Regions from separate parts of the Mus musculus genome. Here regions 2 and 3 are each linked to region 1. Evidence: chromatin loops called from intact Hi-C (ENCODE). Cell type or tissue: heart. All regions are shown on one strand.

Region 1 (8,000 bases):
ATACCACTTAAATTCTATCTCAGGATGCAGTGTATTTTAATTACATGTTTGTTCAAATGCTTAATTTACAATGATTGCAAATTATCTCATTAGATTTTTTTTTTCCTTTTACAATCCAATACTTGCTAAGTAGGACTATGGGATTTTATAAGGCAGAAGCTCTCTGGGACTCAAGGACAGGGTTCTGTTATATGTTTCTTAAAGATAATACAGTGGTTTTATGATACAAGGTAAAAAGTAGAAGGCAGGCCGCAGGCACAGATCAGCACAGTATGTATTCTATAAAATAATACGACAATACAGATAAAGATTTGTAGGAAGTGCTACATACCCACTGGAACCATGTCCTGGTACTGCGGCCTACTGACCGTATTGAATGTACTGGATGGCCTGGGAAGAACTGGTGGTCCTGCGTGCCGAGAGTCTTCTCCTACCTGGGAATGCAAGCAACAGTTATGTCTGCACCACAAGCCAGAGGACTTGGCACTGGCACCTCAAACCGAGTTGTTCAAAACACTTATCACAGAAAATGACCAACTGATCAGAACAGGTGCTAGCCGTGGGGCTGACACCAGGTCCTTGAAAGGTCTGTTCTTAAGGGTTGGTGCTGGTGGGGGATGTTGACACAGTCCTGTCCTTGAGAGAAGCTGGGTCAGTGAGTATATGTGGCTCGGTGGTTCAATCTGCTTGTAACTACCAAGACTGCAGAAGCAAAATAGTAGACTGGTTCATCAGGAATAACTTCTGCATGGACAGAAACCCAACCTGCCATAATTCAATCAACGGGAACAGCTGGGTGATACAATGTGGATCTGGGCTATGCCAGGATATTCCTTCCTTTATTTAGCTAGGCAGATGAGGGAATTCCCTGCCTCAGCAGAGGTGCTGAGCTGCAGTAAACTTCCTGTGGGACTGTGCATTAGGGCATTATCTCCTCAGAAGCAATTTTACATGCCCATTAGAGGGCCTGGTGCAACAGCTCTTTCTGGTTTGAGCCTCCCACACCAGACAGCTAACAGTAGCAGTTGTGTAAGACCTAAAAAAGGTCACCCTAGCCTGAATTACTTATTGTACCTATTATAGATTTAGAAACCCCTACAAATAGGTATCTACTCATTTGTGTTCTTCCAGGAAACTCTAACATTGCTTTAGTGTCTGTCCTAGAAGGAGGTAATATTGGATTTATAAATTGATACTTCTCAAGTGGAGGTTCTATCTCCTTCTGATGAAATCCTTATAGCCATATCATTATATTGCATTATTATATATTGCAATATATTAACAAATTAAAAATATAACTAATATTACATTTTTTGTGGCACTTTCTAAAGCTCTTCACAATAAAAGCTGCCTTTCTGTCCTCTCCAGGTTGCTTATTCTTCTGGAATGTTCTCATCCAAAGGATAGTTCAAACAGCCCCCTCCTCCATGAAACCTTCCCTTTCCTTCAAGCTGAAGTTAAGTATAGTTCTGTCCTCTGACTTCCCATGGTGTTTGGTATAGATTTCAAAACCAGTTGTTATTATTAACAGGTTTATTATTTGTTTCCTATGCCCTAATACAGATGAAAACAATAAAAAGGAAAGTCATCACTACCTAAAAGAGTATTAAAAATACAGCTTTCTGTCTCAGCTACTAAAAAAGGGTTTTCTTTAAAAAAAAGGGGGGGGGGTTCTTTTTTATTAAATAAATAGTAGGTGGTGTTTATGGGTGCCATGGTGTGCATCTGTAGGTCAGAGGGCAAATCTGTGGAGTGAGTTCTCTCCTTCTACTCTTTTCTGGGTTCCAGGGGGTCAAAGTCAGTTTGTCAACACGTGTAGCCAGGATTTTATACGACCCTCCTCTGCCCCAGCATCCTCATTGACCCTTTCAAAGTTTATCAAGGATTTTTACCCTTATTTTTATTCATTTAAAATATAGTTTTAAATTTGTTATCCACGTTAAGAACATGGGAAATAAGTGTTAATTATTTGTATTTGTTATACTCCCAACCACATGACAGCAGGTGTTTGTTACCACAGCAGAGATACAAGCTTGTCTACCAATTGTAGACATTGCTGAACAAAGCTAGGATGGTAACAGATCCATTATATAACCAGAAGTCTTCTCAGCCTGCTTCTAATGAGTTACTGGGTTTGAGGAAAACAGCCAGCCACTCTGGGGAGACCCAGTCATTCTCTACACACCCCAGGCAGGGAACTTTAATATCTCAATTCACCAGTCTATATGATTTCCTGTGTATCAACATTTCCTAGAACAGCCACAGGTCTTCTCAAAGACCTCACTTCTTAAAACCAGACCACAAGACAGTGGTCAATGCCTCCCAGAAATATAGGTAATGTTTCCAGCTATGTCCACTGCACTCTCAAGTGCTGTACCCTAAAGGGGATTCTCTGAGAAAGGCTGGAGAGTACTGTGGCTGTATGCTGTGTTACTCTGGTTCACTGTTCAGCTCCCAGCAATAGAAGAGAGATTTTCATTAAGTTGCTAATTTACTCTTGGGAGGCCCTGTTCCATGTCTGGATACCCCTAGACCATAGAACTCAAAGTTCTGAGCCAGATGTTCTAAAAGTGTAAGTCTAGCTATTAAACTTGTACATGTTTTCCCAGAAACACTGTCCTGACTGAACAGAAGAGCCACCTTCAGCTTGTGATGTCACAATAAAGTAAGCAGTTAAAGTACACTGTCTATGTGATAAAGCCAGGCAGTGTCCTAATTACACTACATATCTACATGAGGTCCAAGGGCGAGAGTTCAGTTGTATTTGGTAAGATGAATGCTGTTAGTATACTCCAGTTCACTAGTAATGATTTACAGGACATCAAGATAAAGATTTATTGGCTACTCATAAAACATAAATATTTTCGTGCATACCTCACCCTGCATTAGACTTATACATCATTTTTATATGAGCTTCTCATGTATATTCTTCTATAAACAGTGAACACGTAATGCGTTAAAGCAGAATGAACATTAGTGGGAAATTCCATGAGTGGAATTTTGATGAACTAAATCCAATTATTTATTGCATTCATATTTATTTTTTATAAGAAAGCCTTCAGAATATGTGACCTACAGTTTGATATTGGAAACATGATACGCATTTAGAAATGTCAGGCAGGAAAAGACTCTTAATTCCATTTGTCTGAGGGAATTTTTAGAAGCCACAGTATGCTCACAAGGCATAAACTTATATTAAGGAGAAGAAAATTCAACCACAAAAGTCCTTTTATGTATTTAAGTTGTTCAAAGAAAAGGGAAACAAGAAGAGATTTTTGTGTGTTTTGGGCTAGGGTATTGGAGAGCCCTCGTGTGGTTACTATGAACCACTGCAAACTGCCAAGGTAGCCTGTAGTGGGGTGTCCAGTCATACTTAGCCCATCTTCTCTGGACAATCAACACATGCATGCATCGGTTCTGCCAAGTACATTCTAATTTTAGACAATCCCAGCAGGATCCCACAACTCTATAGATTCACCCTCGGATTTAAGAAATTATTCTCTGTAGCTGACAAAACTTTAGCCCACTAAAAACTCATTTGCTTTTTTCTTATGAGACTATCCTTGGGTTATTATCTCCTGTAAGCATATTGCATATTACCAATTCTCTCTGAGTTAAATATGAGACTTTGTTCTTCAACCTTTTATCATATACCCCCAACTATTAAATTTAAAATTGAGCCTAAGAGGTACTTTCATCAACATTCTAAAACTTTTAAAGCATCTAAATGATACACTACAACTAAATTAAACAAACAAACAAAAAAACCCCAAAAAACAAAAACAAAAACAAAATGCCCCAAATAAGCAAACAACAAAAAGGCAATCCATTTACTATCCATCAACTGTTTAGTCCCTAAAGGGCCAGGACTCACCTCACCCGCACTGTGGCTGCGTTGCCTCGTCAGGTGTTGTCGATGAACCAATGCACTTGTGGGCCTACTGCTCTGAAGTGGGAGCCGAGGATCAATGAACGTGGTGGTCCGGGAGTTGTGGTCGACAAAAAACGCCTAGGATACAATCCACTGCATTAGCAGAGTAGTCAACACACACTATACACATGTTGCAGCCAACCAAGAATACGGCACAGTCAGGAAATTACCCACTTCTGAGTAGTAATCTTGGTTTGGTTTTCCCATAATTTCCAATCCTTGGAATAATTTTTTATATCCATTAAGAAAAGGGAGAATAGAGAAAGGCACACCTAGCCTGGATCTGGAATGAGGGAAGCAGGAAGGAACATTATACTTGGTTTTAGAAAATGCTCTAAAAGATAGTCATCTAGATGTGGTCCAAGAAGGATGCCACAGGGTGGACGCTTGGACCTGGGTGTGGCAGCACATGCCTGCAATCCAGCACTCTGACTGTGGGAGCAAAAACATCCTAAGTAGAGGCTACCCTGCGATATGGAGGGAGGTATTGTTTCAAAACAAAACAACAGTCATAGCAATGAGCAAAGGGGGCATTTGGACTCCTTTAACTGCTGCGGCTGGGCTCCTCCCGTACCTGGTTATTAGAAATTTCTAATCATCGGAAATGTCACCATCACACTTCCTTCTTTTCTAATGCTGTCAGCCTCTAGACCCTTCCATTTTCCCAGTGTCCCCTGAGCACCACTCATTTTATTAAGTAAGGTGGTTTCTAGTTGTTCGTAACTCTAAATATTTTTATTCCTTGAGCCTTTTATAAGACTGTTTCTTCTCAGTAGTTTGATGACATCATTACTCTGAAACAAACTTTCTATTGGCTACCCACTATCTCTAAGTCATTCCAAACATTGGCTAGTTTTCAGGGTTCCTAAAAAAATAAAAAATATAAATAAATAATAAAAATCAAAGTATCATAAAACAAAGCAGAAAAACTACCAAGGAAATGTTTCCAGTCCCTTCTCATACTATGGGATTTCTAAGTGCAAAGACTGAGTAGGCCTTCTCCACCTTAAGAGATGAAGCATTCTTTCTCTCAAGGCAAAACACATGAGTGGCAGTCCTCATGGCCTTGTATTGACAAGCTCTGTCCTCAAATTTCATGCCAGCCTTCACTTTATCTAGGTGTCTTATATTCCTGACCTTACTCTAATGTCATGAAGGAACAATCATTCTTATAAACAAGCATGTTTAACTCCTGCCTTTACAAAGCAGATATTATCATCAAGTCTCTTTTTTGTATAAATTAACAGCAAGATTTTATTGTAAACATAATAATATAAGGAAATGTAATATATATAATCATATATATAGTATATAATATTATTATAATGTATTACTTAAGGGAAAATTCAAAAAGTGCTAAAATAGTATTGCCTAATTATGTAGCACTTTAGGAATGCTCTCAAGAGATGGGTGGTGATTAGAGGCACCATGATGCACTTATAATTACAAGCACAAATGGGTGTCTGCATGTAGGTCAGTGCTGATTTGCATATAGTGTCAGAACCTAATTTGATGTTAACAGGCTTGTTTAAAACCCATTCTCTGAAGAGTTATGTAAATGTCTTGAGGGAAGGCACCTTGCCTTACTCACCCTATCCTCCTCAACAGCTTTTAGGGCTGACCTGGGAGAGAAGAGAGGGACCGAGGAAATACCTAAGGGCTCCAAACAGATTCCCAACAAGAGGACAAGGTGACAGCTTTCTCCCTCCTAACTAACCAAGAATTAAAATAACACAAAAATATTTAAAGATGCAGAAAAATTAGAAAGAAATGAAAGGGTTATATGGAATATAAGCTATGAAAACCTAGAGAAGTTAAGAATGTAAACAGGAGTGGAAGTTTTGAAATTCAAATTATAGATATGAATAAACTCAAAATTAAAAGGAATCAAGTATGTTTGCTCTCAGACCCTAGGACAAGGTACTGAGGTGTGTATCTTACATACCAAAGCAGACCTGCCCTCTAGGCTCTCTGAGCATCCCTAAGTCCCTACCCTGCCCCAACTGTGAACTTTCCAGCCCTGGGCTGGGCTGCCCCTCCTCCAGAGGCTCTTCCCTATACAATCCAGACATTTTGCATGTTCTCGTTCTCTCTCTCTCTCTCTCTCTCTCTCTCTCTCTCTCTCTCTCTCTCTCTCTCTCTTCCTCCTCCTCCTCTCCCTTCACCTTCTCTTCTTTCTCTGTGCACAGAACCTTTCTTCCTCCCCACCCCCACCCCCATGGTGACTTCCCTGGCTTCCCTGGAGGCCAGTGAACTTGCCTGAGGGCAGTTCCCCAATAAACCTGCATTTAGTATAATCTAATCTGGCTTGAATGCTTAGGACCTACAGAAGGACTCCCTGCTAATCAATGCTAATGTACTTTTGGGAAAACTGCCTCCAATATTTTAAGGCTCCATTTTCTTCTCTATTAAATTATGATATCATACCTACATTGTGACACCATTCCTATTAAATTATGATGTCACACCTATACAAACTAATGAGAAAGTTCATATACATTTTAAAACATAATTTCTATAGCATTTCAAATAAGTATTACTGTTTGTTATTGTCATGAATAATAGTTTTCAATTTTAAGCCTTTTTTCTAACCATTACAAAGTTTCTTGCTATGGTCCATGCACAAGGCTGGAAAAAGAAGCCACAAGGACCCATAGAGAATCAGTGAAAGCAATTATCCCGGTCTCCTTGTATCTGAGGGTCAAGACTAAGTGGAATACACCACTTGTCAGAGCCTCCTTCCCGGGGACACAGGTGAGTCCTCCTGCTCACCCTCTCCCCTGTTCTCTAAAGTAAGACTGTAACAGCCAACATACTAGGACAATGGAAATGGATAAGCAGGAGACAGAAAGAACCAGGGGGCTCTTGCAACCCCAGGAACCTCCTAATAAACTCAGCTCACTGACCTTTGAACTTTGGCGCGTGGATAAATACACCCTCCCAAATAAACTCTGTATAGGTTTTCCTGGTTACAGTGTAGACATGCCAGTCCTAGCTGGTCTCCCTGAAAGCTCCGCTGTCGAGCAAACATGCCTTTCTAAACTCCAAGCTGGAGCCGCCATCTCCACAGAGGGTTTCCATTATTTGATAAGTAAAGACATCTGAGTATTGGTCACTGTTCACACAGTTGTGCCACAATTGTAGGTTTCAGTGATACAGTTGGGAACTTAAAGCTAGGACCCGAATCCACCTTTCCCCTGACTTCATAACCCAATGAGAACCATCTCCTTTTCATAGCTCTTCTATGCTATTTCCTCTGGCTTCTCTCACACCTCCTCCCAGTCTGGTTTTGGCAAAGCGCTGAAGTATGCCCTCAACTGGGGCTGAGAATCACAGCCACTCACAGGGAGTGGCTTTTCCACTGCTGCAAGCTGAAAACACCGCTTCTGGTTCAGCGGCCCAATCCACACCTGTCCAGTTCTCACTGCTAACATGCTGGAGGCATGGCCATAGGCAGGAAAGAGGTCCTGTGTGCACATCCTAAGGGGCTCTTTGTCAGAATCAGATGGAAAGCGTATATTGGGTGTGCACATGTCCCTCCAGTCTCTAGTACCTGAGAGGAAAGGTCTTGAGAGTCTCTATCATTGCCACAGATCTAGGGCAGGAACAGGAAACAGCGCCCAGGAGCAAGCCAGCACACCTCTGCGTGTGTTTTGGCTCTGCTCAGGGTCCTCTGTGTGAACTTGGATTGGTTTCCTTATTATTTTGCTTTTTTAGCTTATTTGTAAAAGTGTTATAAAAGGGGTGACTCAGGTCACCAGCAAGTTGTTAAAAAGCGTAGGTGACTTTAAAGTGAAATGGGTCCGGGTTTCATTTCCAGCACCACCATGAGTAAGCAAATACAGAGCAAGCATGGAACTTCAGCAGGAAAAGTGTAGGCTGGCTAGCTCCGTCGGTGACACACATCAGTTGGATCACTTTCCACAGGGAATGCTAACTAGTTCAGATGAGCGATGAAGTTGACCTGGTCCCTTTTTTAAAATGTGGGTCACTTTCACCTCACAACTTTTGAATAGCCTGCAATTACTTCTGAGTATCTAACGTGTAACTGTCTGAAACTTCATTTAAA
Region 2 (8,000 bases), 110 kb before region 1:
CTTAAATGGCTACTTTGTATTCATGCTCTGCCCCAGGAAGCCTTGCCTCAAACCCACAGGTTGACTTAAATGTCTTTTCTTTATGCTTCAAACACGAGAACTCTGGACATACCAATTTACCTGAAAATTTAACATTAGAGTGCAATCATATTTTCTGTCAAAGGACAATAACCTTTTACTTGAGTTTAAGCAACTCCGAATGGGGTACCTGGTAAGAATTAAAAACTGTTTGAACAAAATGCTATAAATGATAAGGTACATCCAAAGGGATTACGCGGAACTGAGACTCATCTTGAAATTGCAGTATCGGAGCCTTCAAAACAGTCTCTGCTTACTTTAGTAGTTGGTTAAATACAAAATATTTAAAACTGCTCGTACAGAACTTCTTTTTCAAAACAAGGAAGCCACATAACTCAGAAATCAAATAAAATTATTTTATCACCTATTATAATGTAAGATTTAAAAACAAAAAACAAAAACAAAAAACAAAAACCATTTAGTCTGCTCTAACTGTTCCAGACTAGGCGACCACTTGTTTTCATGTAAATGCTTATGTTAGCTAAGAACATCCTGAAAGCCACATACTTGTCCTATCCATAGACCTTCATGAAGTAAATGTGAATGACTATGGCAGCCAAGCAACTTCTCTATACCACATGGGCACCAACAAGACTGAGCTGTGTCTAGGAAACAGATAAACTGAAGGTTTACTTATCTAGCATCTAGAAGAAATAAGAACTTTCTGTTCGTTCAAGGATGTGTTTTAGTTGGCCAGGGACTGGAAGACAGCATTAGTGTTGACAGACGATTTCTATGTTCTATGTACTCTACTCACAGCACTGTACTGTTATGTTTGTTTTTAAACACTGAACAGCAAGCAAAATCCAGTAATTTAATTCCCTGAAAATTACAATGGGAAGCCAACTGACTCTAGTCCAACCACTAGAGTATAGATTACAGCGGGGTTACGTCCCAGGCAAGGAACCTCAGCCTGACACTGGGCCAAGACAGTAAGGCCTGATGCCATCCCCACCCACCTTCAGAAAAAGAAATAGATCCTGTAATTGTGAAGTAGGGTGAGAAGATGTTGAAAACCGGAAATAATGGCGGGCTCATCACTCATCAGATGGAAAATTGGATTTCTGTTGTAAAATAAATTACCGTACCCTTTACTAATAACACCTCTGAAATAATGTTTGTTCAGTAACTGTTACAATGTAAACTGGAATCTAATTCTTAAAGGGTTAAAAAAACAACTACCATTTTACAATTAAAATTTCTCAATGCTTAAAGTACATCCTCTTTTGCACTAGTTGGAAAAAGCAAAGTGATCAATCAAAATATATCATGTATAAATATAAATTCAAAAAAGGGGTTCATTTACATGCACAAGATAATTAAAAAGAATATTTCTCTGTCTTGAACTCAGTTCAAAAACACATCCTTTTCAAAATAGTCTGGTATAGATAATATAAACTATGTGTAGTTGCATATATAGCTCTTTTGGCAGAGTACCAACTTGCATGCACAAGGCATAGGTTCAGTCCCCAACAGTGCCATATAAGTAGACAAATAATCAAAATTGAGCTGATAGTGCGGGCCTTTAATTTCAGAACTTGGAAGGCAGAGCCAGGCAGATCTCTTGAGTTCAAAGCCAGCTAAGTCTATAAAGTGAGACCCTGTCTCAAAAGACAAAAAGCCTTTAAAACTGGCAAGCAAGACTCAAGTGTAGAGTAAATGTCAAGATGCAGGAGGTAAGAATTTTAGACACAGGAAATAAGCATTATAATATATCATATCTTGAGAAAATTTAGTTTTAAACTGAGTCTCTAAAAAACTGGGAGATTTTGACACAGAAATTCTTCCTTATAATTGTCAAGCAGCTACAAAACAAACCAATGAAAACATGGTTATACGTTCACTTAACCCCAATGACAAACTGTTCACTGTCAATACACACTGAAAAATGAAATTAGAAGTGTCTGCCATTAAATGCCTACATTGTCTATAGACATTAATTTAGATATAAATGGTAGACTGTTGATTTATGAAGTTTCTACTAAAATGCCACTTCTACCTTAACCAAAATGTAATTTTTTTCTTAATATTTTATTACATGCAAGTTTAGAGGTCAGAGGACAAGCTGTAAGTGTAGGTTTTCTCTTTCTACCATGTAGGCCCTGGGGATAAGGACATTTGAGTTGGTGTCAAGAACCTTTCCCAGCAGAGCCATCTCCTGAAACTAAATTCTTACTTTAAAAAAAAAAAAAAAAAAAAATCCAAGAAAAACTATTACCAATCTATCCACATACAAAAAATTTTGAAATCACAGAAATATTACTTCTCTAACTTAAGCATACTGTCATGTAAGTAAATTTACTTTAATAGTAAACCTTCATTCCAGAAAATTATCTAAAATGTATGTGTATCTCAAAAAAACCAATTACTTGAAATATTAAAACTACCAAAAAATTAAATTAATATCAAAAAGATTAGGTGAAAAGACAGGTCTAAAATTTGGTCACGATTTCCATGGACTAGTGTTTTTTAATATACACAATTTTAAGGCACTGTGATTCAATTTTTATGAAGTTGTTGAAAACCATTTCTGGGCATCTCACTGTGAAGACTGTACCAATGAGAAAGGAGTTTATATCTCTCCATAATAAAACTGTGCTCCTGGAGTTCTAAATTCCATGTTACATATGCCTCCACTTGCCTCGTTACCTCTGCAGACCTTGCTGCTCAAGGCACAGCCTCTCTCCCAGTCTTGAACACTTAAAAAGTCCACACGGTATCAAACCTGCCGGCGAGGTTCGGTGTTATCGGTACCATGTATGTAAACATGACGTCAGCCAAACCCTCAGTGAATGTCACACTGCAAGCTAATGATTATGGTTGAAATTCCTAGGCTTTCAGAAGTATTTCTTAATTCCAACTTGCAAGCTGAAGCCAGCGCTTCTCTAGTCCCAGCACAGCCACGGCCACTAGCCACCAGCCGGCCGGCCGTGAAGTTTCTTTCAACTTTGTCTCCACTCATCTATATCCCGAGAGTGAAGCCAAATTAAGCGCTTTTCCCACGGTAAGGCCGAGTCGGGATAAAGATCCAGACCGTGGCCATGATGTGGCTGTCTAGTCTGAGGATGGGTCACAAGTACAGAAGAATTCCCACTGCTTTAAAGCCAAAAAGTCACGGAAACAGCTGTGGCTCCCCACGCCGGGACTGACAGCGGCCCACGCGATGACCGCAAAGTTTCTCCCAGGCTGCTGGCCGGACGCGTCCACCCGCCCCGACGTGAAGGCGTCCCGCGCCCACAGCACGCGAGCCCCGGAGCCACCCGGAGGACCACGTCGAGACGCCGCGGAGGCTATCGGGCATGGCCGCGCTCAGGGACGCCGGCTCTGGCCTTCGGGCTCGCCGCAGGGTCCCCGCGCCCCCACACCGACCGCTCCGCCGCAGCTCCGCGCCGTCGCGGGTTCTGCCCTCCCTCCGACCGGGCCACGGCTACACGGGCTCACCTCGCACTCTTCCCCACAACGGCTGGTCGCCGTCAGCCAGGCCCCTGTGAGGCGACTCCCGGCGGCGACCGCACAGACGCTGACCGACGCTTCTTACAGTTGAGGTTTGAAAAGTGCAGCCGCGTCTGGGACACTGTACTTCGACACAGACTCCGCCCTCTGCTGCCCAAGAGCCAATCGGAGCGATTACGGAGGGTGGGGTTGTCACGTGGGGGCGGGGCGGGGCGGCGGCCGGCAGCGCGTGCTGTGAGGCCGGGCCTCAGGAGGGGGGCGGGGAGTGGGCGGAGCGCCGAGCGCCTGAAGACTTGGTTGCTGGATGTAGCCTAGAACTGGACAGTGTGCAGGCCGGGTTGGGGGGGGGGGGGGGTCCGCGCCTCTTTTCCCACTTTTTCCACCTTCAGAGTAGTTCCGGGATGTGTAAGTATCGGGACACAAGAGATGAAAGAAGCCGATGTCCGGGCTCTTTGACTTGTGATGATTAAAGTTCTGTGTTTCAAATCTTCCTTGTCCTCTTCCTTACCTCCTGAACCTACCCTACAAATAGAGATTCCAGCTTGCTATGGGTTCTTGAAGCCATAAATAGGACTCCAGGATCCTAGTCTCTACAGCTGGATGTCTTAAGACACTAACTAGCTCAAGACACTGTAGGAGAATCTGAAGATGAACTAATTGCTGGTTTACTGTGGTAGGGGAAATGAGGAAAACTTGTACCTGCTCAATGCCCATTGCTACTTTCTTTCTTTCTTTCTTTCTTTCTTTCTTTCTTTCTTTCTTTCTTTCTTTCTTTCTTTCTTTCTTTCTTTCTTTCTTTCTTTCTTCCTCCCTCCCTCCCTCCCTCCCTCCCTCCCTCCCTCTCTCTCTCTCTCTCTCTCTCTCTCTCTTTCTTTCTTAGCAGTGTTAGAACACAGGGCCTTTCACATGCTTAGCAAGGGTTCCACTTCTAAGTTCCACCCCCAGGCCCCCAGATCTGTTAACTATTGAAGACTGTTTAAAAACTGAAAGTTTCGTGCTAGATACAGTAGGTTTACATACATATAAGATCCTAGGTTACTTATACGTTTATATGTAGCATCTACACATAGAATCTAGAACTGCTGAAGGGTACTTTTTTAGTAGGTATAAAAAACTATTGGGAAAAATTCTGTGAGTGGAACTCTCTTGCTTTTAGAACATCTTAGCAACCATTTTATGTTCTTCCCCTGTCACATTTAACCAAGATTTCTTCAAGCCATCTGCTTGCCCTTCCAAGCAGTGTATGTCCCAGGACACATGCATTTAAAGTTATCAAAACCATTTCATGAGGTCTGTGTTGTTATTTAGACAGGCCTCAGTATAATGTATTGATTCTTTAAGTGTTGTCAAATGGATAATGTTGCATCTTTTTAGCCAGGGAAGCATAAATGTTAAGGTGTCCACAAACCAATGAGATTGTTCCCATACTTTCTTCCAGGAAACAGCAGCTGCATCCAAAAGTGTCAGTACCAAGGCTTAGCCAGTGCCCTCTTGGAGTTCCTTGTGATCGTTTTTGGTGTTTAGATGTTTGTAACTGTTTTAAACTTAAACAATTCCTTGATCTCCGGCTTTTGAATGTAGAGGCCGTGTTGTGTGTGTTTATGTGGGGTTGTGTGTATCTGTGTATGTGCACGTGGAGGCCAGAAACATTAATGTCAGGTGTCAGTCTCAATACCTCTCCCTTTAGTTTTTGAAACAGTCTCTCCCTGAACCTGTAGTTCAGCAGTTCAGCTTGGCCTGCTGACCAGTGATTTCCATGGGTCCATCTACCTGTATCCACTGGACTTACAGGTGACAGGATCAGGTACCATGTGTACAGCTTTTGACATGGGAATCTGTACTGTGGTCCTTGTGGTGATATGGTCATCATTTTTACCAACTGAGACAGCTCCCCAGCCCATTGCCAGCTTATTAAAAACAAGACAGACAAACAAACAAACAAACAAACAAACAAAAACGACGTTTCATTATGTGAGGAGTGTTTGTGTATGGGTGAGTGTGCCAGAGGAGGTTAAAGGTGTTGCCCCCAACACCCACCCGGAGCTGGAGTTAAATGTCATCAGCTACCTGATGTGGGTACTAGAAACTGAGCTCTGCTCCTCTACAAAAGCAGCAAGTGCTCTTGACCAATGAGTTTCTCTGCCACCACCACCACCACCCTCTTCTTGTCATCAGCTCCACCCCCATCCCCATTGTCACCAGCTTTTAAGCAGTCGTCTTGCATTTTATTTAATTTTGTAAGCAGGTTGCCTTCTCCAGCAATCAAACTCATTGTTGCTTCCAGCGTGCTCACCTGGAATTCACTGGTACGTGACAGACATTGACCTATGTGCTACTTTAATGCTCCTGTTCCAGACTCATTTTTGTCCTAACATCTGCCCTAAGCAACTTAGGGAACAAAGAGGTTTATTTCACTTACAATACCAGATATACAGTTCATCATTATGAGGAAGTCAAGGCAGGAACTTCAGACAGCTAGTTATATCACATCCACTCCAAGAACAGAAAGAGACTAGTTCATACATGCCCAATTGTTTGCTTATGCTCTGCTCTCAGCTCTGAAGCAGTTTAGAAACCCCTGCCTAGGGGATAGTGCTGCCCACAGTGGCCTGGCCTTCCCACATCAGTTAATGTAAGTAAGATAATCCCCGCAGGCATGTAGACTGGCCAACCCAGTGTAGAGAATTTCTTGTTAACATCTTAAGAGATTCTAGGTCAAATTAACAAAGTTAACCATTACAGTCGCATCACCTTGGGCCTGTTGTCAGACTTATGCTCTTCCAAAAGACATTCTGCTAAATTGGCTTGGTCTCTGGTACTGTGATTGAAGTAACAAGTAATTTCCTATTCTGGGGAGAACACTGTGGTCTCTCAAGGAAATTCAAGATTCAGTGCACTCATAGCCATGTATGTTCCTATTGTTATTCCTTGAAGAGGAAATCCTCCTATAGTGTGATGGCTATTCTGCTGTCATTACCTCTGCCCTATTTATTGAGCTGAGCTGATATCCTTGAGTGCCACTGACCAGAAACAGTGGTAAAAGACTAATTGTATTCTCCCAATTCATTTGCGCCTTATATGAACATTAAAATAGAAGAACCGTGTCTTCATCAACGTTTTATTGCCGTGACAAAACACCATAGCCAAAAAGCAAGTTGGGGAGGAAAAGATTTATTCAACTTATACTTTCAGTGCACAGTCCACCACTGTGGGAAATCAGGACAGGAACTCAAGCAGGGCAGGAACCCAGAGTTAGGATCTGATGCAGAGGCCATGGAGTGTACTGCTTACGAGGCTTGCTACCTGTGGCCTCCTTGGGCATGTATGAACTAGTTTCTTTCTGTTCATTGATCTACTCTGTTCATCACCATAAGGATAGGTGATCTTTCCCAGTCCATCCAGGCCAACCATCACATACTGACCAGAAAAACTGATTCTCTCTGATCTCATGTTGAGTGCCTCCAGATAGGGAGGATGGAAGAGGATGGTGTTCTGCACAGAGAAGGCTGCAAACTCAAACTCCCGCAGCATCCTTAAAAAGAATGCCTAGACTGCGTACCAGTTATTTATGTATTAAGGGCTTAGAGTTCAATCCATGTAGAAAGAGGGGGGAAAACACTGCTAACTGTTGTCTTAAGGTTTCTGTTGCTGTGATAGAAACACCACGTCCAGAAGCAACTGGGGAAGAAAGGGTTTATCTCATCTTACACTTCTGTATCATAAGTCACTGAAGGAAGTCAACGCAGGAAGTCAACACGGGAACCTGGAAGCAGGAGCTGATGGAGAAGCCATTGAAGAATGCTTACTACCTTGCTCTCTCATGGTTTGCTCAGCCTAGTCTCTTATATTACCCAGGACTACCCATCCAGAGGTGGCACGACCCAAGGTGATCTGGGCCCTCCCACATCAATCATCAAACAAGGGAATGTACCACAGGCCAATCTGGTGGGGGCTTTGCCTCAGTTGAGGTTCTCTCCTCCAGAATGACTCTACCTTGTGTCAAGATGACATAAAATTAGCCAGCAAACTTGACCATAGCCAAATACTCCAGATATTTGTGGCCAGATTGAAGATAGCCAGACACAGGAGGAGTCAACCATTTTTGTAGAGTGTGGCATAAATCTCCTCCCAACAGAGGAACTCATGCTGGATTGAGATCTGGCCTCCAAAGATATACTCTCTAAAGGATAGAGGAGATATCCTCTCTAAATAACAGGATGCTACTCTCAGATGTCAGTTAAAAATATCAGAGTGCCTTTATCCACAGTACTGTGCACATCACAAATGGGTCAGCCCCTCAAACCAAAGTACTACATCAGACTCCCCTGGCTCTCCTATACCTTGTTAGCAAAAGTAATTAGGGCAAGTCTCTTTAGCTAAGAAATGACTCAGGATGATTCAGGAGTCTTCCTCAAACTGTGACACAATTCATGATGAACTAGAGCCATTCTGCCGATCCAATCGCCTTC
Region 3 (8,000 bases), 120 kb before region 1:
TCTGGCCAAATTGTTAGGATTAAATGAGAATGCCCAGTGTAACACTGCCATCCAGAAAGTGACAGACACGCTTGAGCCCCAATCCTAGCAATTACCTTTAGTCTTAAAGTTACTTTAAGAGATTAAATACACTAATCTACCACTACACTTGCTGAGGGCTAGTTCTATCTCAGCCAGAGAGAGGTATTTAGATCACAGTCAGTCCTATTAAATTTGTTGGATAGGGTTCCTAGATCCATTTTCAGATTGTGAACATGACCTATGCATAAAATACATCATGATTCTAAGGAATTTTGTTGTAGCTCTTCAGACGATCTCCAAACAGGATTTTATTAACACAGTCAATGTCTTGTATTCATCTCTATACCTAGTATTTTATTAGCTGTTTTTCTAATGTTTATGCTTTTCCCATAATTTATAGGAAAAGAACTAGAGCAAAGGCAGCTGAAGAACTTTTGACAAAAATCATCATAAAATGCATGAAAAATGAAATGGCATTGGTAGTATCCTAGTATTTCCTGCTATGCTAATTTACTCTGAAGCTTCTAGAATATACTTTTATGTATCTTGTTCTGAGAAATGTATATACTACTCATTGTTCAGTAAACTACATGTCAGTTTAACCTTTTAAAAATCATCATTTCCGGGCTAGAGCGATGGCTCAGAGGTTAAGAGTACTGACTGCTCTTCCAGAGGTCCTGAGTTCAATTCCTAGCAACCACATAGTGGCTCACAACGGTCTGTAATGGGATCTGATGTCCTCTTTTGATGTGTCTGAAGATAGCTGCAATGTACTCATATACATTAAATAAATAAATAAATCTTTTTAAAAAATAATTTTCATTCACAAATTATTTTAGTCAAATCTATTTTCTTACATAAAACAATTGACTTAAAAAAAAACCCATATGAACAAATCTCTACTTCCTTACAATATGAATCCTAAAACGAAGCTCACAGGAGATGGGGTGGGAACTCAGAAAGCATGAGGCCCAGGTTCTGATCACAAAGCAGGTGTGGTGGCCTGCCTACAACCCTAATGCATAGGAGATAGCGACAGAGCATCTAAGGAGCAAGCAGGCCAACCAGACTGGCAGAAAGGGCACACTCCAGGTTTACTCAAGGACCCACCCAGTCTCAATGTATAAGATGAAGATCAATTGAGAAGACACCTAAAATCTATCTCTGAGTTCCACATGCTTGCACATGCTTGTGCATACCACACACACACCAAACGTGCATCACTCACACTCCATGTACATATATACACATACAAATAAAGTAAAATAGGACAAATACACTGTCACATTCAAAGGGCGATGCATTGTATACATTGACTGGTAAAAAGAATTCCTCTAGTTTGTAGCATTATTTTCTCTAAAACAGTACTTTCCTTTTTTAGTTTGTGCTGAAGTAGATTTACTTTACTAAAGCCTATCAAAACAGGTGGTGAACTCAGTATTAATTTACTATTCTCTTTCATATATTGTCCATCTTCAAAAACTAGTAAGTGTATTTGATGCTGAACTTGGTTAGCCAGCCATGGGGATCTTAACAGTCTGACACTCATAACACTTCATCCATTACTGAGTGCTTTAGTGTTTGCAATTGTTCACTAACCAGACGGATTTTTTTCTTTTGGCTACAGTTGCTGACATTGCTTTTTAAATCCTATGTACTATAAATGGCATAACAATGTAGTAGACATCTTTTACAAGCCCTCTTCTTGCATCATTTCTTTGGACATGTTTTACTAAACAGATTAGCAAAACATAAAACATGGCTTCTATTTTATTTGTTATTAGATTATTTCTAGACAAAACCCTCAAGTTATAAACTATTAATATGGAATTAAATTATTGCAACTATATTCCCAAATTGTTGGGTTGACTATGTTTGTTGCCTGCTGTAAATGAATTTTGGCCTAGATGTTTGAGGCTACATATTTAGCCTTGGAAAAAAAATGTACAAATATAAACTATGTCTCTCTAATATTTTATCAATAGTCAATGTTGTCATACTGTTGTCATCTGACATTCTGCATCGTATTCCACCAATTACAATAAACACCTTAAATGTATGAAGCACATACTTACTATTCTAACACCAAAATGATTTCCGTTGCATTTTCGTAGACCTCATGCAGATTAATCACGTGGGGACAAGACCTGGCCAGCTCCAGCACAGCTATCTCATGCAGAATTTCCGCCCGGCAATCCTGCCCTCTTCTCCTCTTTTTCAGGGATTTGGCAGCATACTCTTGTCCAGTTGATTTTGATATACATTGTCTAACCACAGCAAATTTTCCTCTAGAAAGAAAGAATAGGGAAACTTCATAACTCCAACTTAAGGTGAAGTCTTTCACGTATCTGTGCCATTAGGAAATTTTCTTTTTTGTACAAGCTGACACAAATACTATGTGCTCTTTTATTAAGTCTACAATGTTACTGTGTAAGTGTAGGCAATTATCATAGCAGAATAAACTATTGTTTTTACTATCAGTATAATACATTTCAGTGTACCTGATAATATCATGTGCCTAACAACACTATGCCTCTAACAGATACACAAGGGATATGGATCCTATGGAGGGTATTCAAATGTATTTTGGGATCATGTAAGAAATTAAGGATGATCAACAGTTTGGTATAAAAACACCCGGTAATGTCACATCTGTCATTTTAGGAAATTATATATGTTTTTATCTCTTTAATAGAAGTACTTAGCATCTTACCCAAACTTAAAAGCACAAAGATTATTTCTCCTGGTATATGCATATATTATTATTATAAGCATTTAGTTTTTCAAAGATATAAAGCTATTCTGAACCTAAGATTAGTCTAAGAACTAACAAACTATTGATTTGCACACTCCAAAAAGAGGCAACATGACCTTAGACAGGGAGGTTTACATTCAATCCCAGAGGGTTTTCAGATTGAAGCCTATCATAAACCTGCTAGGCTCTACTCTAAAAGATCCCAATTTAATAACTAAGAATAAACCACATTCTAGTTTCTGGTACTAACTTGGGTACAAGTAAATCTCCAGAAACTGGTATTTTAACTCCATTGCTGCAGCTACTCTCAAAAATATACTTCTAAACATAGATGGTCAGCTGATAGCAGGGTCAACCATTTAACCTAAGTGGTTTAACCCCCTGTGTGGGAGTTAGGAGAAGAAATTGCTTGCCTGCATTTTATTTGTTACTCACAAGAACCAGAACAACAGTTTCCTCCTCATTATTTTCCAAATACCTCAAAAATCAGTGTCAATCTAAAACATGTAGCTAATAATTAAAAATAAAGTATACAGTCTATAATATGAAGCCTACATACCTCAATGAAATAAACTGCCTATACAAACCTGATCCTTTACTGTTCAGTGCCAAGAATTTCTAGCTTTCTTGTCTCACAACTATGGAACAATTTCTCCCCTTAAAATGGATTTGTTTATTAAGTTTAACAATTACCAAGTCTTACTTAGATACAGAAGCAAAAACTTGTCTAAAACAGAAAAGGGAGTTGAGGTTTTAGAAAAACCCTCACCTTGTAAAATTTAGGAACCAAGCTAGGAAACCAAGGACATTACATATCTGAAAGACAGGGCATTTACAGTTGTGATGACGTCACTACTCTCCAGTTACCTGAAGGTATCTATGAACTAGAATTGCTTCAAAAACAAGTAGCAAGATTAACAAGTTTCATCTATTTTTACCTCACTATTTCGGCTTCCTAAGACTCTCTTAAACTACTCTTACATTCATGAGCTCAGGACAAAGTTGCGCAAATGTCATGGGTGATGGTTCTTTTGACAGTGTTCACTGCTAAGGGAACACTCTATGAGGACAGGGAACGTGTCTAATCTAATTAATCAAATCTATTAAAAAAATCTATACTTAGCTAACTAACACTTAATATCACCTGAAATGTTTCTGAGCAAATGCTAGAGTCTGAATATCTACTGTAACACCACACATTGTGCTGTTTTTAAATCCACATTTGCTCCTCCTCTTCTTCCTACTCCTCCTCCCCCTTCTTCCTCCTCCTCTTCTTCCTCCTCCTCTTCTTCCTCTTCTGTCTCCCCCTCCCCACTTCTCCTCCTCCTCTTCTTCATCATCTTCTTCTTTCTTTGGTTTTTTGGGACTGTAGCCCTGGCCATTCTGGACCAAGCTGGCCTCCCACTCAGAGATCCACAGTTGCCTCTGCCTCCAGAGTGCTGGGACTAAATAAAGGTGTGCACCACCACTGCCTGGCTCACATTTGCATTTTTAAACATTTGAGAAAGTTACATCAACATACTTATACAATTTCATATGCATATATTCATATAAATACTGTGAAGCAAGATAAATATTTTACCATTATTATCAGAGGCTTTAGGCGAAAAGAACAAGTACCTACTTTCTATCCTTAGATGCCAGTTGTAGTTTAAGACGTCTAACAGTAATCTTTAAACTATGTTCCTATACCAAACTGAAGAGAAGCCGTCAAGAGAATGTAAAACCTTAATAATAACATAAAGGGCAAGGCTGACTAGATTTCCCAGCAATGAAAAAGGTCTAGCTGTTACCCACGGCATTCTAAAACACACAATAAAACACCAAGGGATGGGGAGGGTAAGCCACAAAGGAAGCTGACGTTTTATTTCTGAATCTGCCTCCCCCTTCTAACCACAAGGCCGATGAAACTTTGCCTCAGCTGGGGGAGGGGTGGAAAAAACTTACCCAACATGGTAAAAAACAGGAACAATGCAGTTTAGTGAAAAATGAACTTAGACTTACGTTATATATTTCCCTTTGTGTTGCTTAAAGGACATTTAAAATTAATTTTTAAACACGGCTGGTATGGACAGATAACTTGTAGTTTTCTATATGCTAGAATTATGTTTCTAAATTACAAAATATGCAAACCTCCTAGAGGAAAGAAAAGAATGAACCCCAACTTCACTTCATCAAACAAGCTCACTAAGTCTGGTTAAGAGCTTGACAGATTTTTAAGATTTATGGAAGGCTTTAAAAATTAGAATTTTTAATTGCCAACGCTGAAAATTAAATATAACAATATTTATCACATGAGTCACTAGCCCAAAGCAATTTAAAGATGTGATTTAAGTCTCTTCCATGAAGCTATCTGATTCTGGGACACTAGGAATCTGACTTTTGTTTTAACCATAACCTATAACGAGCTTTTGCTTTAAAAGCAAACTTAGTCCAGCTCAGGCTGGTTCCTTATGCCATCCCTTCACCTGCAGACAGTGTAAAGTTAACAGTGACCCCACGCAAGTCCTCTACAAAGTTAAAGGGAAAAAGCTCTCTTTAGCCTCGATGCCTATTATTTTGAAGTTAACCTAATAAAGTTACTCATCCAAATAGTAACCTAGAAAAACAGGTAAGAATGCTCAAGTCTTTGTCTAAGTATCTGTTCAGAGCAATTTCCAGTTGTTTTACAATAAAAGGCAACTTGAACATATTTAGTCTATCTTCTCAACTAAGTAAAAGGAGATAATACTCAACTAAGAGGATCACTGATCACAAATTTTGATCCAGAGCAAAGGAAGCTCAAGTAACTAGCTTAGTCAGAATAATATGATGCTATATGACACAGACCGGGCATCCCTAGTAATAAAAATGGATAAGAAGAAAGGGGGACAAGGAGGAAAGAGAGAGGAACAAAATGTGGAAGGAGACACACGGGCATCTAATGGCTTCAGCAGTCTTCTCACAAAGTAAGACTGTGAACAATACTGTGTCTAATACTAGGCCCTTCGTTTTAACAGAAACAATCAAAAGCAGAAAGTGTCCCAGAAGAGGGAAATTGAACAAAGGAAGTCCGTCTGGATAGTGTGCCACACGATACATACTTAGGGAAACTAATGATGTCCAGCTTTGTTTAAATATTTGAAAGACGGTCAAGTATATACTGAATGTAGCTACCAAAAGGAAACCATGTCTATTTATGAAGGAGAGATTAGTAGAGCAAGAAGCAAAATATTCTATGTCTGTGAGATGGTCTCATCTCTATGTTATGAAAAAGGGGCTTTATGAAACATCTGAAAAAAGGAGAAAGGCCAGGACTTGCCTCTACCTAAAACATAAAAGACACAAGCAAAGAATTACCTTTCCTAGTCCAGGCAACTTGAGATTCCACACTGAGATCAGACTGGTTTTTTGTCTACCCATCAATAGAAAACACTTTGTAAACCACTGTAGCATAAGCCAAACATTTACCTCCATACAAACACACGTACACAAAAAACAATATGATCTAACTCTTCATAACCATGCTTACTTTAAACCTAAGAAGACACACAACAGATGAGTGACTTGGCACAGGTTTCCTAGTACATACTAAAAAGTTACTGTAGTACTCAATGTCAAGGGCACGCTTGGCCATAAGAAGTGCATACTTGATTAAGCCAAGAATTTAGACAGGCTTCTACTAATACAGAAGACCAATTCTTTGTAATATAAAACTGTGATATTAGATATGAGTTAAATATTCTTAATTTATGAGGGTATGTACATATGGAGTAAGGAAGTATCTCTTTCTATTTTAGACAGACACAGTAGCTAGGAATGGAAAAATCAAAATGTATTGAACCAAAACATATAACACTGTATTAGCCCTTTACAAATATTAAGTAATTTAACCCTAAAAAATCTACACAAATAAATACAATTATCCTTATCTCTTTTTCAGATGGCAGTGAGAGGTGTTGTAATTTAACTGAAGTCACACAGGTAATCAATGGCAGAGCCCAGATGAGGACTTGGCAGCCTGAGCTGTCCCTTCCCATTCACAGACACAGAAGCAAAAAGAAATGAGATCTGGAGCTAGGTGGGATATTTGATATGAACTCCTCCACAGATTTAATTTTCTGTTCAGCTAAGAAAATAGAGATGAAAGCTTTTCTTTCTAATCACTGATAACAGTTCTAAGTTTTATAACAAATAAAACACTGAATTTAGCCAGCACACATATCAAAGATATCAAAGTTTCCTTACCTCCCAAGTTCTTTTGGGGTAAGAGTATAGAAATTATTAAAATTCTCTGTTTTAATCGGCGTTTGAGGGGTTGTAGTTAGCAAGCCTGAGACACTTCGGCAATCGAATCTCCTCCGAGACATGTTGATGACTGCCAGACCTGCTTCTCTAGGCAGACTTTTACCTAGTTAAAAGAAGAGACAGGAAGAGAGAAGATGGAACTTAAATGTAACTGAAAAACAGAGACATTATCTCAGGCAGGATGTGCATTACTTACACAGCTCCAAATATAGTATTAAGATAGAACAACATAGATATGCTGATTTCAGGAGCTTATTCTATTCACAAGCGGAAAACGCCAGAAGCACACATAGACATAAATTGAATGGTAACTAAGCACAGCTACTGACTTCATTTAAAAAGAAACTGCTATAAAAATAGTGAGAAATGGTTATGATGCAGGTGGAAGGAGGTATCATTAGTATTGACTGTGAATTGCTATTCTTTAAATCCATGGCTTCCACTCACCTGTGGAATTTAATATAGTAATGTAATGAATATTTGTTTTAACTTAACATGTCCACAAACTTGGTAGCAAATTCACATTTTGTGCATTATATTTCTGTCCCACATAAATCAAGAAACAGAACTTGCTCATGGATTGGCTACTTTCCAAAACTAAATCTAGAACCACCCCCCTAGACCTTAACAGTTCTACCCTTGGCACAACCCAGTACTGAAAACTCTATTTTGCTGGGTCAATGACTGATCATAAATAAATTACCAACCCAGAGTCAAATCCATATCTGAAGTTCATAGTCTGAAACTTTTGGTACTTTTAGTATCAAATTACTATTTGATATTAACCAAATCTGTGTAATTATGGTAGACTCTCAGCCACGTCTATCTATGAAAGATCAGGAGTTATTCTGCTAGGACTCTCCCATAATACCCCTCTAGTGTCTGTTGCTGTTGCTACATCACCCTCCTCACCTCCTGCTGAGAACAACTGTTTTTT

What was found. Hi-C counts contacts between places; a loop is a spot of excess contacts. Peaks named below come from ENCODE experiments on the same cell type or tissue, not always from the same donor. Only the 100,000 strongest peaks of a DNase experiment are listed, where the experiment ranks them.
Region 2: it touches region 1 in a loop (2.0-fold over the local background); 8 of 42 quality-filtered maps call a loop at or near these places.
Region 3: it touches region 1 in a loop (3-fold over the local background); 11 of 42 quality-filtered maps call a loop at or near these places.

The regions. Positions count from the first base shown.
Region 1 is chr1:53,887,252-53,895,251 of GRCm38, forward strand. Hecw2 (HECT, C2 and WW domain containing E3 ubiquitin protein ligase 2) reads right to left here. Exons shown (of 29, transcript NM_001001883.3): 15 at 3,875-4,009; 16 at 332-434. Among named protein-coding and RNA genes, the nearest start is that of Mir7681, 42 kb to the left of the region's middle. In heart, a CTCF peak has its summit at 3,313; no DNase peak of the experiment used is centred here.
Region 2 is chr1:53,781,555-53,789,554 of GRCm38, forward strand. Stk17b (serine/threonine kinase 17b (apoptosis-inducing)) reads right to left here and starts at 3,661. Exons shown (of 8, transcript NM_133810.3): 1 at 3,520-3,661. In heart, no CTCF peak of the experiment used is centred here; a DNase peak (open chromatin) is centred at 3,687; H3K4me3 peaks cover 1,848 bases; H3K27ac peaks cover 1,585 bases.
Region 3 is chr1:53,769,514-53,777,513 of GRCm38, forward strand. It overlaps Stk17b (serine/threonine kinase 17b (apoptosis-inducing)), which reads right to left. Exons shown (of 8, transcript NM_133810.3): 2 at 7,004-7,166; 3 at 2,097-2,309. The coding sequence starts at 7,125. Among named protein-coding and RNA genes, the nearest start is that of Stk17b, 12 kb to the right of the region's middle. In heart, no CTCF peak of the experiment used is centred here; a DNase peak (open chromatin) is centred at 4,678.